2 separate regions of the Homo sapiens genome follow, and region 2 is linked to region 1. A link is a contact called in ENCODE Hi-C or POLR2A ChIA-PET data. All regions are on one chromosome and are shown on one strand. Each heading gives the region's core, a stretch centred on a gene start or an enhancer-like site at or near the end of the contact. The rest is flanking DNA. Distances are from core to core; before and after follow the strand shown.

Region 1 (7,545 bases), core at 2,281-4,780:
TAAGGACTATTAATATCCCATTTTACAACAGGTAAACTGAGGTTTATGTTGGGTAAGTGAGTTGTGAAAAACCAAGTTGTAAGTGGGTGAATCATTTTTAAACTCAGGGCTATGTGACTCCAAACTTCATAACCACTGTGAAATAAATACTATGTAGAAAAATCTATTTTTAAAAAATCTCAGAAAATGAAGCAGGCACAGTTTTCCCTATTCCATCCCGAGCACAGTTAAAAACCTTGGATATTATCACTTCTACACTGCTGGTGGGAATGTAAACTAGTACAGCCGTTATGAAAAACAGTGTGGAGATTCCTTAAACAACTAAAAGTAGAACTACCATTTGATCCAGCAGTCCCACTACTGGGTATCTACCCAGAGGAAAAGAAGTCATTACACAAAAAAGATACTCGCACACGCATGTTTATAGCAGCACAATTCACAATTGCAAAATCGTGGCACCAACCCAAATACCCATCAATCAACAAGTGGATAAAGAAACTGTGATATATATATATATGTTCATATATACGTTCATATATATATGTTCATATATACGTTCATATATACGTTCATATATACGTTCATATATATACGTTCATATATGCGTTCATATATGCGTTCATATATATACGTTCATATATGCGTTCATATATATACGTTCATATATGCGTTCATATATATACGTTCATATATACGTTCATATATATACGTTCATATATGCGTTTATATATACGTTCATATATGCGTTCATATATATGCGTTCATATATATGCGTTCATATATACGCGTTCATATATACGTTCATATATACGCGTTCATATATACGCGTTCATATATACGCGTTCATATATACGCGTTCATATATACGTTCATATATACGCGTTCATATATACGTTCATATATATACGTTCATATATACGTTCATATATATACGTTCATATATATACGTTCATATATATACGTTCATATATATACGTTCATATATACGTTCATATATACACGTTCATATATACGTTCATATATACGTTCATATATACGTTCATATATACGTTCATATATACATTCATATATATGTTCATATATACGTTCATATATATGTTCATATATATATATATATATATATATATATATATGAATGATGGAATACTACTCGGTCATAAAAAGGAATGAATTAACAACATTTGCAATGACCTGGATGAGACTGGAGACTATTATTCTAAGTGAAGTAACTCAGGAATGGAAAACCAAACATCATATGTTCTCACTGATATGTGGGAGCTAAGCTATGAGGACACAAAAGCGTAAGAATGATACAATGGACTTTGGGGACTTGGGGTGAAGAGTGGGAGGGGAGTGAGGGATGAAAGACTACAAATAGGGTGGAGTGTATACCGCTCAGGTGATGGGTGCACCAAAATCTCACAAATCACCCCCAAAGAACTTACTCATGTAACCAAACCGACCTGTACCCCAATAATCTATGGAAAAATAAATAAAATAAAATAAAGCAATAGAGAAAAAGCCTCAAAAATATGAACAGAACATCATTGTTCTATGGGAATAATATCAAGCAGTCTATCACAGGTGCAGCTAAAGAATGAATAAATAAATAAATAAATAAATAAATAAATAAATAAATAAAAATAGATGACTCGGAAAGGAGGAGAGAATATGGCAGACTGGCTGCGGATCTCAAGACCGGAGAAAGCACATGGTGGTGAGTTTTCTGGACTTTCTTTGCGCCTCACAGATCCCAGACTGGGAGCTGGAGAGCCTGGCAATCTAGAAATGCCAATGAGTGTAGATCCAAAAGAGGCTCAAGCAAAGCCTGCTCTAGCCAAAGGACAAGGAGCAGTAGCCTGACAAGATTTGCTAAAGACAGCAAATCTTTACAAGATAATCACTTTGCTGCTGTGATATCCCACAGAAAAGCCTGGACATTTACCCTTGCCAGCTGTACAGAGACACCCATCCCCTCCACCAGGCTGAATAAGCAGCTGGGACTGTCATCCTTGCCCAGCAGTAATGAGCACCGACCCTGCAGTGTCCATTGAGGCCACTAGGGAGCGGTAACGAGGCGTCTCTGCCCCTTCTGGGCAAGATGGTATCAGAGGATGTCTCAGTGGAAAGCCTGAACTCTGCTAACTGCCCAGAGTAACAGTTGCCCCGCCCCACCTGGAATGTCAACAGAGGCCAAATGGGGAACCTGGACCTCCATCCCCACTGGCTATAACAAGATGGTGCCCTTTTTGCCCCACCAGCAAGATGTCAGAGGAGACCTGCTATAACAGAAGATTTAAATGAGATCCAGCGTCTCATAATTTCCAAAATGTCCAGGGTGTTGTTGAAAATCACTTGTCATACACCTACATGTAATCCCAATACTTTGGGAGGCCGAGGTGGGAGAATTGCTTGAGCTCAGAAGTTCGAGACCAGCGTGGGCAACATAGTGAGACCCCATCTCTACAAAAAAAAAAAAAAAATTGACTGAATGAGAAAGACATTCCTGAAATTAAATGAGGAAAGACAATTAATAGAGATGACATGGATTGTTGTTGATGTTTTCTAACTTGGTCTTGAGTTTTCTAGGGGATTTAGTTGTAGATGTTTAAAGTGTAATTTTCACTGGTTACTTCTTTATCTTGGTGGTCGGCCTAATGCCTACATGTCTGACCTGTGACCAGGTGTCCCTCTCACAGTACACTTATTTTTTGTGTGTTTGTTTGTTTTTGAGACAGAGTCTCACTCTGTCACCCAGGTCGGAGCGCAGTGGTATGGTCTTGGCTCACTGCAACCTCCACCTCCCAGGTTCAAGCAATTCTCATGCCTCAGCCTCCTGAGTAGGTGGGATTACAGACATATGCCACTACACCCAACTAATTTTTTTTTTTTTTTAAGTACAGACGGGGTTTCACCATGTTGGCCAGGCTGATCTTGAACTCCTAGCCTCATGGGATCCTCCCACCCCAACCTCCCATAGTGCTGGGATCACAGGCATGAGCCATCACACCTGGCCACAGTACACTTGTTTATAATGGCAGACATTCTTAAGGCTTTTGTCTGACCTGTGTCCAGTTTATTTCTACAAAGAGAGCCATGCTTTAGGACAGCCCTGACCAGGAAAGACGTTAGGTTTGGATGTGTCAGTCAGGTGAGACACAGAGGAGGCAGCACAACAAAACACATGAAATAACAGGGGCAGTTTATTACTCACAGATTCCGGAGAAGACAGAGCAGCACATCTCACAGAGCCAACAGGAAGAAGAGAGTTGTCGGGACACGCACACTCAACCAGCGGGTGGGGAGCAAGAAAGAGAAAGTGAGAGACCTGTGGGCTGATGCTTTTATTGGAGTCTAAGGAAACTGCTCAGGCAGTTTTCCACAGAGAATTCTAACTGGGTTTAGAGCCAGCAGGCACAAGTTGCATGGAGTCACACTGACTGGGAGGTGATCACTGTGGCATATCTGCACAGCCTATGCAGGGTCTGGGGGTCAGGGGGACAGTCAGGTGAGTTATATCTAGCTGTTGCATAAGGAGGTGGTTAACAGGAAGTGGTAGTGTAAGGCAGGTATCTGGATCTGCCACATTAAGGATCTGGGGGGAGGCGGAGACCTGGAAACTGTGTCAAGGGTGACTAAGCTTTTCTTATGGTATGAGAAAGTCCAACTTATATTCAAAATAGATACTGAGCCAGGCACAGTGGCTCACATCTGTAATCCCAACACTTTGGGAGGCTGAGGCAAGAGGATTGCTTGAGCTCAGGAGTTTGAGACCAGCCTGGGCAACACAGTGAGACCTCCGTCTCTACAAATAAAATTTCAAAAAATTAGCTGGGTGTGGTGGCATACGCCTATAGTCCCAGCTACTTGGGGGACTGAGATGAGAGGTTCACTTGAGCCCAGGAGCTCGAGGCTGCAGTGAGCCGTGATTGCACCACTGCACTCCAGCCTGGGTGACAGAGTGCGACCCTGTCTCAAAACAATAACATTTCAAAAATTGATACTGAGTTTCTATAAAATTGTAAGAATTCACTACACTGATGTTAGAATTGTCTTAAAAGAATCTTAGAGCAGCCAACATAAAAATGCTTCAATGAACAATTACAAACACTTGAAATAAGTGAAAAACCAGAAAGTCTCAGCAAAGAAATAGAAGATATGAAAAAGAACAAGACGGAAATTTTAGAATGGAAAAGCACAATAACAGAAATTTTTTAAAAACTTAATGTTTGAGCCCAGCTGCAGAATGGAGATGACAGAGATAAAAATCAGTGCAGATAAAAGTTACCAAATCTGAACAACAGAAAGAAAATAGACTGATAAGAAGTGAAGAACAGAACTTTGGGACCTGTGGGACTTTAACAAAAGAGCCAACATTCATGTCATTGGAGACCCAGAAGGAAAGGAGGAAGTGGGTATAATGGCTGGTTTCCCAAATCTGGTAAAAGACATACATCTATGGAATCAAGAAACTGAGTAAACCCCAATGCCAGCGTGGTAATCAGGATTCTAAATATAGTCCTTCCAGATTTCTGTTCCTGATTGTTCAATCAAATGCTAATCTAGGTATTGCTTTGAAGGGATTTTGTAATTAAAGCTCAAAGTCAGCTGATCTTAAAATACAGATCATCTGGGTGGGCCTGACCTGATCAGGTGACTCTTTTAAAAGCAGATCAGATGAGAAAGTCAGAGAATCAAAACACAAGGAGGATTCAATGCATCCTTGCTGTCTTTGAAGATGCAGGGGTCAATGTGTGAGCAGGGTAGAGTGGCCTGCAAGAGCTTAGAGCACCCGCAGATGACAGCCAGCAAGGAAACAGACCTCAGTCCTACAACTGTAAGAACCTGGATTCTGGCCAGGCACAGTGGCTCATTCCTGTAATCCCAGCACTTTGGGAGGCCGAGGCAGATGGATCACGAGGTCAGTAGATCGAGACCATCCTGGCTAACATGGTGAAACCCCGTCTCTACTAAAAATACAAAAAATTAGCCAGGCATGCTGGTGGGTGCCGGAGCTTGCAGTGAGCCGAGATCGCCCCACTGCACTCCAGCCTGGGCGACAGAGCGAGACTCCATCTCAAAAAAAAAAAAAAAAAAAAAAAGAACCAGGATTCTGCCACCATCTGAATGAGCTTGGATATGGGTTCTTTCCCAAAGCCTACAGGTAAACCCCAGCCAACTCACATCACACCTTGATTTTGACCTGGTGAGAGAACCCAGTTGAGGACACTTGGACATCGAGGTACAGAAACTGAAATAGTAAATGTTATTCACTCTCTTAGTTCACCCAGAATCAGACTCTGCACTAGAATGTAAGTGCAATTAGTTTATTATTTATTTATTTACTTTTTTGGAGATGGAGTCTCGCACTGTCGCCTGCCACCACGCCAGGCTAATTTTTTGTATTTTTAGTAGAGACAGGGTTTCACCATGTTAGCCAGGATGGTCTCGATCTACTCACCTCGTGATCCACCTGCCTCAGCCTCCCAAAGTGCTGGGATTACAGGCGTGAGCCACCACACCTTAGTGCAATTAGTTTATTTTGGAGAAAGCATTGGCAGAGGTGTGGGAAAGTAAGTAAGGGAAAAGAAGGAAGCCATATAGAAAAATTAGCTCTATAGAAAACTGGAGCTCACCTCTGAAAACTGGTACAAAACACACCTCTGAGGGCCGGGCGCAGTGGCTCACGCCTGTAATCTCAGCACTTTAGGAGGCTGAGGCAGGCAGATCACCTGAGGTCGGGAGTTTGAGACCAGCCTGACCAACATGGAGAAACCCCCTCTCTACTAAAAATACAAAATTAGCCCGGCGTGCTGTCACATGCCTGTAATCCCAGCTACTCAGGAGGCTGAGGTGGGAGAATCACTTGAACCTGGGAGGCGGAGGTTGCGGTGAGCCAAGATCGTGCCATTGCATTCCAACTTGGGCAACAAGAACGAAACTCCATCTCAAAACAAAACAACAACAACAAAAAATAAAACCACCTCTGAGTTGTTCCCCCTAAGTTCAGGGGAATATATCTACCAATTCCTTCTTGGTGTTAGTTAATGGTCACTCCCAGGATGTTAATTTCTCTGACATTTTCAGCCTGCCCTCAGTTGGGGCTTGCATCCTCTTGTACTCAGAGAAATCAGAGAGGCACAGACACTCATGGAAGGGGTTGCGGAAGTACTCACCACTCTCTTTCAGTCATTTCGAGAATTTCTCTTCTTTCATCATTCAGTCGTCCTAAAAGTCCTGTGTGTCAATAATAAATTACACCCACTGAAAGGAAGACGTATATTTACATTTCATGGCCTTTCATTTTCTATTAGTGTCCCCTTCATTCCACTCCATCTTATTATTAGAATGATTCTACCAGTGTCTTTCTGGAAAATAGGTGTAGGAATAAATTTATTCTAAAAAATAAAACAACATCTACGCAAAGAGGTCTTAAAACCTTCATAATTAGCTCTATAAAACAATTAACTCCAAGAAGTAATGCTGAATGCTTTCCAAATGCATACTGACAGTAAGAAAACATTATCAAATACCCACATTTGCATTTTTTCTAGACATGGTTACAGACCTAAATCCCTCAGTTGATCAGCTTGAGGGACCAAATAAATCTCTGTTATCGGTATAGCAACAGCACTTACTTGTTTTGTAGCAGTCAGGGCATACCAAAGTAAGATCAAAGAAAAAATAGAATCTCACGAAATATATTTTCTCAAGGTAAACCCTCACCAAATTATAATTGAATGATTAGTCTGGTATAATTTTAGTAGAAAAATTATAGGAAAAAAAAGACAGGACAAAATATGATAATTGAGTTGGCAAAGATCAACTCCTAAGCAGCTAATTTAGTGTTCAATAAAACCCAAAAATGCAGAAGCATGATTTTCCCATTTATAGTATGTTCACATACTATAAATGAGTTATTTTAACCAATTTAGAAGTAAGACCTGGCCAGGCATGGTGGCTTACACCTGTAATCCCATCACTTTGGGCGGCAAGACAGGTGGATTGCTTGAGGCCAGGAGTTCGAGACCAGCCTGGCCGACATGGCCAAACCCCGTCTCTTACTAAAAATATCAAAATTAGCTGGGCGGGGTGGTGCATACCTGTAATTTCACCTCCTCAGAAGGCTGAAGCATGAAAATCATTTGAGCCTGGAGGCAGAGGTTGCAGTGAGCTGAGATTGCACCACTGCACTCCAGCCTAGGCAACAGAGGGAGACTCTCTCAAAAAAAAAAAAATAGGCTGGGCACGGTGGCTCACGCCTGTAATCCCAGCACTTTGAGAGGTCAAGGCGGGTAAGGTGGGTAGATCACAAGGTCAGGAGTTCGAGACCAGCCTGGCCAATATAGTGAAACCCGTCTCTACTAAAAATAAAAAAATCAGTCAGGCATGGTGGTGTGTGCCTGTAATCCCAGCTACTCAGTAGGCTGAGGCAAGAAAATTGCTTGAACCCGGGAGGCGGAGGTTGTAGTGAGCAGAGATCCTGCCACTGCACTCCAGCCTGAGCGACAGAGCAAGACTCTATCTCAAAAAAAAAAAAGGAAG
Region 2 (7,545 bases), core at 2,420-4,919, 340 kb after region 1:
CAGTGAGCCCAGATTGCACCATTGCACAACAGCCTGGGAGACAAGAGCAAAACTCCGTCTCAACAACAAAAAAAAACAGAATGAAAGAAAATTGATTATCTACATTTGCTGGATACTGTGCCTGAAGCTGGGACAAGACAAATCAAGTCACTCCCCTCAGTGGTCTACTGGAGGTCAGGGGTCAGACACTGAGGTTGCGCTCAAGGTTCAAAGGACTGTTTAGAGCCCAAGGTTAAGTATTTGAGGTCAAGACTGAGGTGAAAGGTTCATGGGGAAAGATTTGCAGAGATCGAGTGTCAAAAGTGAGTCCCAGGATTAACAGGGTGAGTTGCACGAGCTGGGCTTTGGGTTAAGGAAGGGCTGAATGAATGTCCCAGTGCAATATGGCCTCAGGGGACAAGGAGTGAGGTGGCATCTTGTTGGCATGGGGAGAGAGCGGTCAGGATTTTGGGGTCAAGAGCAGATTGGTAATCTGTGTCGTGCGTAGGAAGTGATCTTGAGTTCCTGTCCTCTCTCTACCTCCAGGAAATGCCTCGATACCATGAGCTGCCCACCTTGGAAGAACGGTCAGGACCCTTGCACCCTGGAGCCACAAGCCTGGGGTCCCCCATCCCGGTGCCTCCAGGGCCACCTGCTGTGGAAGACGTTTCCCTGGATCTAGAGGATGAGGAGGGGGAGGAGGAGGAAGAGTATCTGGACAAGATCAACCCCATCTATGATGCTCTGTCCTATAGCAGCCCCTCTGATTCCTACCAGGGCAAAGGCTTTGTCATGTCCCGGGCCATGTATGTGTGAGCTGCCATGCGCCTGGCGTCTCACATCTCACCTGTTGATCCCTTAGCTTTCTTGCCAAGGATCTAGTGCCCCCTGACCTCTGGCCAGGCCACTGTCAGTTAACACATATGCATTCCATTTGTGATGTCTACCTTGGTGGCTCCACTATGACCCCTAACCCATGAGCCCAGAGAAATTCACCGTGATAATGGAATCCTGGCAACCTTATCTCATGAGGCAGGAGGTGGGGAAGGTGCTTCTGCACAACCTCTGATCCCAAGGACTCCTCTCCCAGACTGTGACCTTAGACCATACCTCTCACCCCCCAATGCCTCGACTCCCCCAAAATCACAAAGAAGACCCTAGACCTATAATTTGTCTTCAGGTAGTAAATTCCCAATAGGTCTGCTGGAGTGGGCGCTGAGGGCTCCCTGCTGCTCAGACCTGAGCCCTCCAGGCAGCAGGGTCCCACTTACCCCCTCCCCACCCTGTTCCCCAAAGGTGGGAAAGAGGGGATTCCCCAGCCCAAGGCAGGGTTTTCCCAGCACCCTCCTGTAAGCAGAAGTCTCAGGGTCCAGACCCTTCCCTGAGCCCCCACCCCCACCCCAATTCCTGCCTACCAAGCAAGCAGCCCCAGCCTAGGGTCAGACAGGGTGAGCCTCATACAGACTGTGCCTTGATGGCCCCAGCCTTGGGAGAAGAATTTACTGTTAACCTGGAAGACTACTGAATCATTTTACCCTTGCCCAGTGGAATAGGACCTAAACATCCCCCTTCCGGGGAAAGTGGGTCATCTGAATTGGGGGTAGCAATTGATACTGTTTTGTAAACTACATTTCCTACAAAATATGAATTTATACTTTGACCAGGTCTTGCCTTTTCTGTGGGATGTGAAGGGGATGGGGTGAGACATGAAGGGGAATGAGGAAGGAGTCTAAGGGCTTGAGAGAATCAGTGAACTGGGGTCAAGAGAGTTAAAGACAAAAACAAAGGGACCAAAGATACAAAATAAGAATTGAGAGAGTAATGAGCAAAAATGTATCAATCAAAAACAAAATTTTTTTTTTTTTTGAGGCGGAGTCTCGCTCTGTCGCCCAGGCTGGAGTGCAGTGGCATGATCTCGGCTCACTGCAAGCTCCACCTTCTGAGTTAACGCCATTCCTCTGCCTCAGCCTCCCGAGTAGCTGGGACTACAGGCGCCCACCACCACGCCCGGCTTATTTTTTGTATTTTTAGTAGAGACGGGGTTTCACCGCGTTAGCCAAGATGGTCTCGATCTCCTGACCTCGTGATCCACCCGTCTCGGCCTCCCAAAGTGCTGGGATTACAGGCGTGAGCCACTGCGCCCAGCCCTAAAAACAGAATGTTGAGTAATGGAATGGGGAGGGGTCCAGGGCATGCTGTTTAATGAACATTCATAATTGCAACAGCAGTATGATGAATGGGACAAAGATAAAAATAGCAATTGGCCAGATGCAGTGGCTCATTCCTGTAATTCCAGCACTTCGGGAAACTGAGGCGGGAAGCTCGACTGAGTCCAGGAGTTAAGAGACCAGCCTGGGAAACACAGTGAGACCCCGCCTCTACGAAAGTTAGCCGGGCGTGGTGGCACGCACCTGTAGTTCAGCTACTCTGGAGGCTGAGGTAGGAGGATCGATTGAGGCCAGAAGTTCAAGGCTGCAGTAAGCTATGATGGCGCCACTGCACTCCAGCCTGAGTGACAGAGTCCAACCTTGTCTTTAAAAAAATAAAAATTAAAAAAGCAGTAACGAAAGTATAAGAGGCTCAAGTTTAATGAATAAACGGCAAGTAAAAGTAGACTAAAGGCAAAATCATGAATAATGTTGTAATAGGAGCCCAAGGCATGACGGATAATAAACCTGAATGAATGGGCCAGAGGCAGAGTGATGAATAATGGAAAAATAGGGACCGGGGGCAAGGGAGGTAACGGACAGGAGTTCATGGATCCAAAACATGATGGCTAATTAGAGAAGGGCCGGAAGAACGACGAAAGTGAGCAGGCAGGCTGGAGCTAAAAGTAGTCTGGGCAATGAAGCTCAAATGAATGGGGCAGAGGCATGATGGGTAATGGGAGAGGAATGAATGGGCCAAAGATAGAAGCCGCAGTGACGCGAGGAACAAGAGGCATGATGGGTAACGAAAGGGGTGGGTCTAAGGCAACTGTTTCGCTAAGAGGTGATGAGGGCATTGTGGGTAACGAGGAGCAGCGCAGGGTTCGCAGAACAGATTAGAATTCTCCCGAGGCACTCTGGGAAGGGCCAGCACTTCCGGTTTTAGGTCGGCTACTCCGAACCAGAGGTGGGGTGGGGGCCCGGCTGCCGCGGTGCCTGGTGGGACGCGAGGCCTGACCTTGCTGCCTAGCCGCCTCTGCCGCGCAACCCACCTTTACCTGTCCTTCGACCCTGGAACGTTAGCCAATGAGAGTACCAAGCTGATACGCCACCAAGGTCGACCCCGTACACGCTGGAGCCAATCAAAATGCTGCAAGGGTCAAAGCCGACCAATTATCACAGCAACCTCGCCGCGGGGCGGAATCAAAAGAGGGCCTCCTCCAGGAGAGAGGCGGGGCGATGCCTCAGCGGGCGTGGCAAAATGCTCAGCACAGACCAATGGCGGGTTAGCACCGGAACCCGCGGCGACGCGAGCCAATAGGCGCAGGCGCTGCGAGCCAATGGGAAGGGTGGGAGGGGCGCCGTGGCTACCCTGCGAGTGAGAACCAATACAAAAGGACATTTCAGGGAAAGTGGGCGGGACTTTATGCACAAGTCCAATGGGAAGACCGAGTCTTGACGCTGGTGGGCGGGCCTCAGGGCACACTAAACCAATGGGCTAGGTGGGGCGGGGCGACGGTGGTGGCGGCGGCGGCAGCGGGTTCGGTTGCGCGTGGCGCACGGGGTGGGAGCGGAGCCCAGGCCGGGAGCAGGCGCCGCCGCCAGTGAGAACCGGGGCCGGAGCCGGGTGCGGATTTGCTGGGGCTGAGTCGGGGGCGCGCGGGCCCTGACCTCTGCCCTCTGACCTCTCCCCTAGCAGGCGACCATGGGGAACGTGTTGGCTGCCAGCTCGCCGCCCGCAGGGCCGCCACCGCCGCCTGCGCCGGCCCTCGTGGGGCTGCCGCCACCTCCGCCCTCGCCGCCGGGCTTCACGCTGCCGCCGCTGGGAGGCAGCCTGGGCGCCGGCACCAGTACGAGTCGAAGTTCGGAACGGACCCCCGGGGCTGCAACCGCCAGCGCCTCAGGGGCCGCCGAGGATGGGGCCTGCGGCTGCCTGCCCAACCCGGGCACATTCGAGGAGTGCCACCGGAAGTGCAAGGGTGAGGGGCGAGGGGCCCCCGCTGGGCTGCGATGGCCTGGATCTCGGGGGAAGGGGGAGGACACTGGGGACTCTGGGATTTGGCGCGCACCATTGGAATTATTTAACAGCACTAGGAGGTGATGTTGGGATCGAATGGTGGAACGTTGGACTTGGGGCTTAGAATGATGGAATCAAATGCTGGAAACGGGATGGAATGTCATAGCAGTAGAGAAAAGCCTTTAGGGACCTGAGGAGCCCCGGGATCAGCCAAGCCAGACTTCTCTTGTGATCGGGAAGGCAACTGAGGCCCAAGGTCACGGTGTCAGCAAGGTGTCAGCGAGGTTCCTTGGGTATGGGACCCAAAGCCTCCGGATCCCAGCCTGGAGCAATTAGAGTAGTAGTAGTGGTGGAGATTTATGGAGTTCTGTTCTGGTGTTCATTATACGTTAACTCATTAGATCCTTGGGACAATTCTGTGTGGTGAGGGTCCCATCTTTCAGATGATGAGTTTGACCTAAAGTTGCTCAGCTTGGTGGCAGTGAGATTTGAGCAAGCAAAGGCCCTGGCCCTGTCTAACTAGGCTGTACTGCCTCTTTACAGGTGGAATCCTTTGTGAGATGTTCTGCTGTGGGTCTCTGGAGAGAGCTGGGGGTGGTAGGGAAGGAAGAGATGAGAGTTGGTGTGGGGTTGGAGTGGAGTGTGACAGCGTTTCTCTTCTCCAGAGCTGTTTCCCATTCAGATGGAGGGTGTCAAGCTCACAGTCAACAAAGGGTTGAGTAACCATTTTCAGGTGAGCCTTCCTGGTGTCCTTACCCACCAGAGATCGTCCCCGCCGTCCCCCTCCCTGCATCTGCACACTCGGCCCAATTACTCCTCCCTCAAGAGCTGGGCTCCCTGATACTTGAAAAGACTCGGAGATATAGTGCCAGACTGACTACTCAGTTTGGGGACCTAGAATCCAGAGGTACTGTCTCCCCATAGCAGCTAGGCTGGAGTGAAGGAACAGGTCTGTGGGCCTACCGGCAGCACCTCCTTTCTCTGAGTCTCTTAGTCAGGCCGTGCCTCCCAGTCTTCATCCCCTGCCCAGCCCAGAGACCTTGTCCTTGCCCTCTTCAGTGGGCAAGCCTATCTGTCCAGTATCGTCACAGCTCTCGCTTTCCTTCCAGGTCAACCACACAGTAGCCCTCAGCACAATCGGGGAGTCCAACTACCACTTCGGGGTCACATATGTGGGGACAAAGCAGCTGAGTCCCACAGAGGTGAGCTTCCTTTTTCATCCATTCATTGTATCCTTCTAATAACAAATTTGTAGCCAAATGTCAAGCTAAGACGGCCTCATCAGGAAAAGGTCACAGCTACCGAGAGCCTGGAGATGGGGATTGCATCTCTCCGAGGTGCACTGGGACACAAATAATTCCTTCATCCAGCAAACATCCGCCAAACCCCTGCTCTCTGCCTGGCCCCATGCTGAGCAGTGCTGGGGATGTGGCCACAGCCACCCTGTCACCAGACAGCGATGACCCAGGGTGGAAAGGGCTGGACTGTAGATCATGCAGAACTTTGAATGCCAGACTAGGCTTTGGACTTTCTCTAGGGGGTTGTGGAGAGTCATGGCATGGTTTGGTCAAGGGAAAGACGTGGTCCACAGGTTCCCGCTGTAGAAATCTCTGGGGCATCTCTGGGGTGGCCATGTGGGGGCTAGTTATTAGGAAGGGCAAAACTGGAGGCCCAGACAGGGTTGGGGGGACTGAATGAGGTCTCTGCTTCTGTCATTTCCCTTCAGCAAATGTGTTTATTCTGCAAACCTTCATTGCACAACACATTCTGTGCCCAGCCCTGTGCTGGCACACATGACTGAAACAGCATGGGACTCACCCGTGGGGCAGGGGACAGACTGTTCCCAGAGAGTAACAAGCCAGGATGGGCAAGGCTGACATGGGGGAACCCAAAGGTCGGGGAGCCTAACTCAGCTTAGGTGGTCAGAGAGCACTTCGTGGAGGAGGGGACCCCCATCCGAGGCTTTCTGACCCTAGGCTTCTCACCCCGGCCCATCTCACATACTTGCACAGTGCACCACCTCTGACCCCTTCCGTTCTCTCTGCCTCACAGGCGTTCCCTGTACTGGTGGGTGACATGGACAACAGTGGCAGTCTCAACGCTCAGGTCATTCACCAGCTGGGCCCCGGTCTCAGGTCCAAGATGGCCATCCAGGTGAGTGGGGCACGGAGGCTGCTGCTCCCCTCGGCCACCGTGAGCAGGGAGCCGCCCTCACACCCCCTCCTCTCCACAGACCCAGCAGTCGAAGTTTGTGAACTGGCAGGTGGACGGGGAGTATCGGGGCTCTGACTTCACAGCAGCCGTCACCCTGGGGAACCCAGACGTCCTCGTGGGTTCAGGTAAGAGGCGGAGGGCTTGGAGGGTGGTCACAAAACTGCAGTTCTGGCTTTGCCAGCAAATCCACCCCATTTGTGAACCTCCTTTTCTGCCACTGGAGAAGTGGCTCAGCAGGAGTGATTTTGAAACATCAGGCAACATACTACAGTGGGTGAGACGGTCACCCACTGACCATGAGTGGGTGAGTCAGAGCAGTCTTTTTTTTTTTTTTTTTTGAGATGGAGTCTTGCTTTATCACCCAGGTTGGAGTGCCGTGGCACGATCTTGGCTCACTGCAACCTCCATCTCCTGGGTTCATGCAATTCTCCTGCCTCAGCCTCCCGAGTAGCTGGGATTACAGGCATGCGCTACCACGCCTGGCTAATTTTTGTATTTTTAGTAGAGACAGGGTTTCACCACATTGGTCAGGCTGGTCTTGAACTCCTGACCTCAAGGGATCCACCCACCTCAGCCTCCCAAAGTGCTGGGATTACAGGTGTGAGCCACCACGCCCAGCCAGTCAGCGCAATTTTAACTGAGATTTTCTTTTGTATTAAAAAATGTTTTAAGATGGGGTCTTGCTGTATTGGCCAGGCTGGTCTTGGAACTCCTGGCTTCAAGCAATCCTCCCACCTTGACCTTCCAAAGTGCTGGGATGACAGGCGTGAGCCACCTCGCCTGGCCAGGGAAACAGCTTTTCAGCCTGCAAGTAGTGCAGTCGGGACTCGTGAAAGGAACTTGAGGGAGGATGGTCCCCTGGTTGCATAAGGCTTTGCAGAGCCTTGGCCTTCGCTCTGAGTGAGTCTGGGGCTTTCGGAAACCAAGGCATAGCTTCTCACAGGACCCTGCAGCTGGCGTAGAGAGCAGACTCCAAAGGGGGTACCACTGGGAGGGAGTGGACGGGGAGAGGAGGTTGGATTCTGGATGTTGTTTGAAGGCAGAGCTGCCAGGATTTGTTGAGACCGGATGGAGGCGATGACTCTGTAGTTTTTGGCTGGAACTGGAAGGATGGAGTTTCGGATTGCCAGCTTTGTGTCTTTGTGCAGCCATCCACTGTGTCGTGGAGAGCAGGCTCTTGAGCGCTGA

The links. A loop is a pair of places that touch in the nucleus more often than their neighbours do. ChIA-PET counts read pairs that join two places held with the same protein, here RNA polymerase II (POLR2A). Pooled maps may share reads with other maps.
Region 2: a loop to region 1 is called in a pooled map, with 3 times the contacts of the local background. The contact joins the promoter of TOMM40 here to the enhancer-like site in region 1. A Hi-C loop is called at or near these places in 1 of 50 pooled maps. POLR2A ChIA-PET finds 5 or more read pairs at or near these places in 2 of 52 experiments (PC-9 and Panc1).

Annotation. Positions count from the first base shown.
Region 1 is chr19:44,550,426-44,557,970 of GRCh38, forward strand. It overlaps the pseudogene CEACAM22P. Among named protein-coding and RNA genes, the nearest start is that of CEACAM20, 25 kb to the left of the region's middle. Within about 2 kb of position 3,531, at least 2 of the 41 ENCODE cell types and tissues checked have a DNase peak (open chromatin) inside an H3K27ac peak, as active enhancers do; they include PC-9, where a contact is called at or near this core.
Region 2 is chr19:44,887,585-44,895,129 of GRCh38, forward strand. It overlaps TOMM40 (translocase of outer mitochondrial membrane 40), which reads left to right and starts at 3,670. Exons shown (of 9, transcript NM_001128917.2): 1 at 3,670-4,105; 2 at 4,809-4,876; 3 at 5,253-5,345; 4 at 6,196-6,297; 5 at 6,377-6,482. The coding sequence starts at 3,832. NECTIN2 (nectin cell adhesion molecule 2) reads left to right here. Exons shown (of 9, transcript NM_001042724.2): 9 at 526-1,639. The coding sequence ends at 795. RefSeq lists enhancers at 2,226-2,727, 2,897-3,056 and a silencer at 3,367-4,006.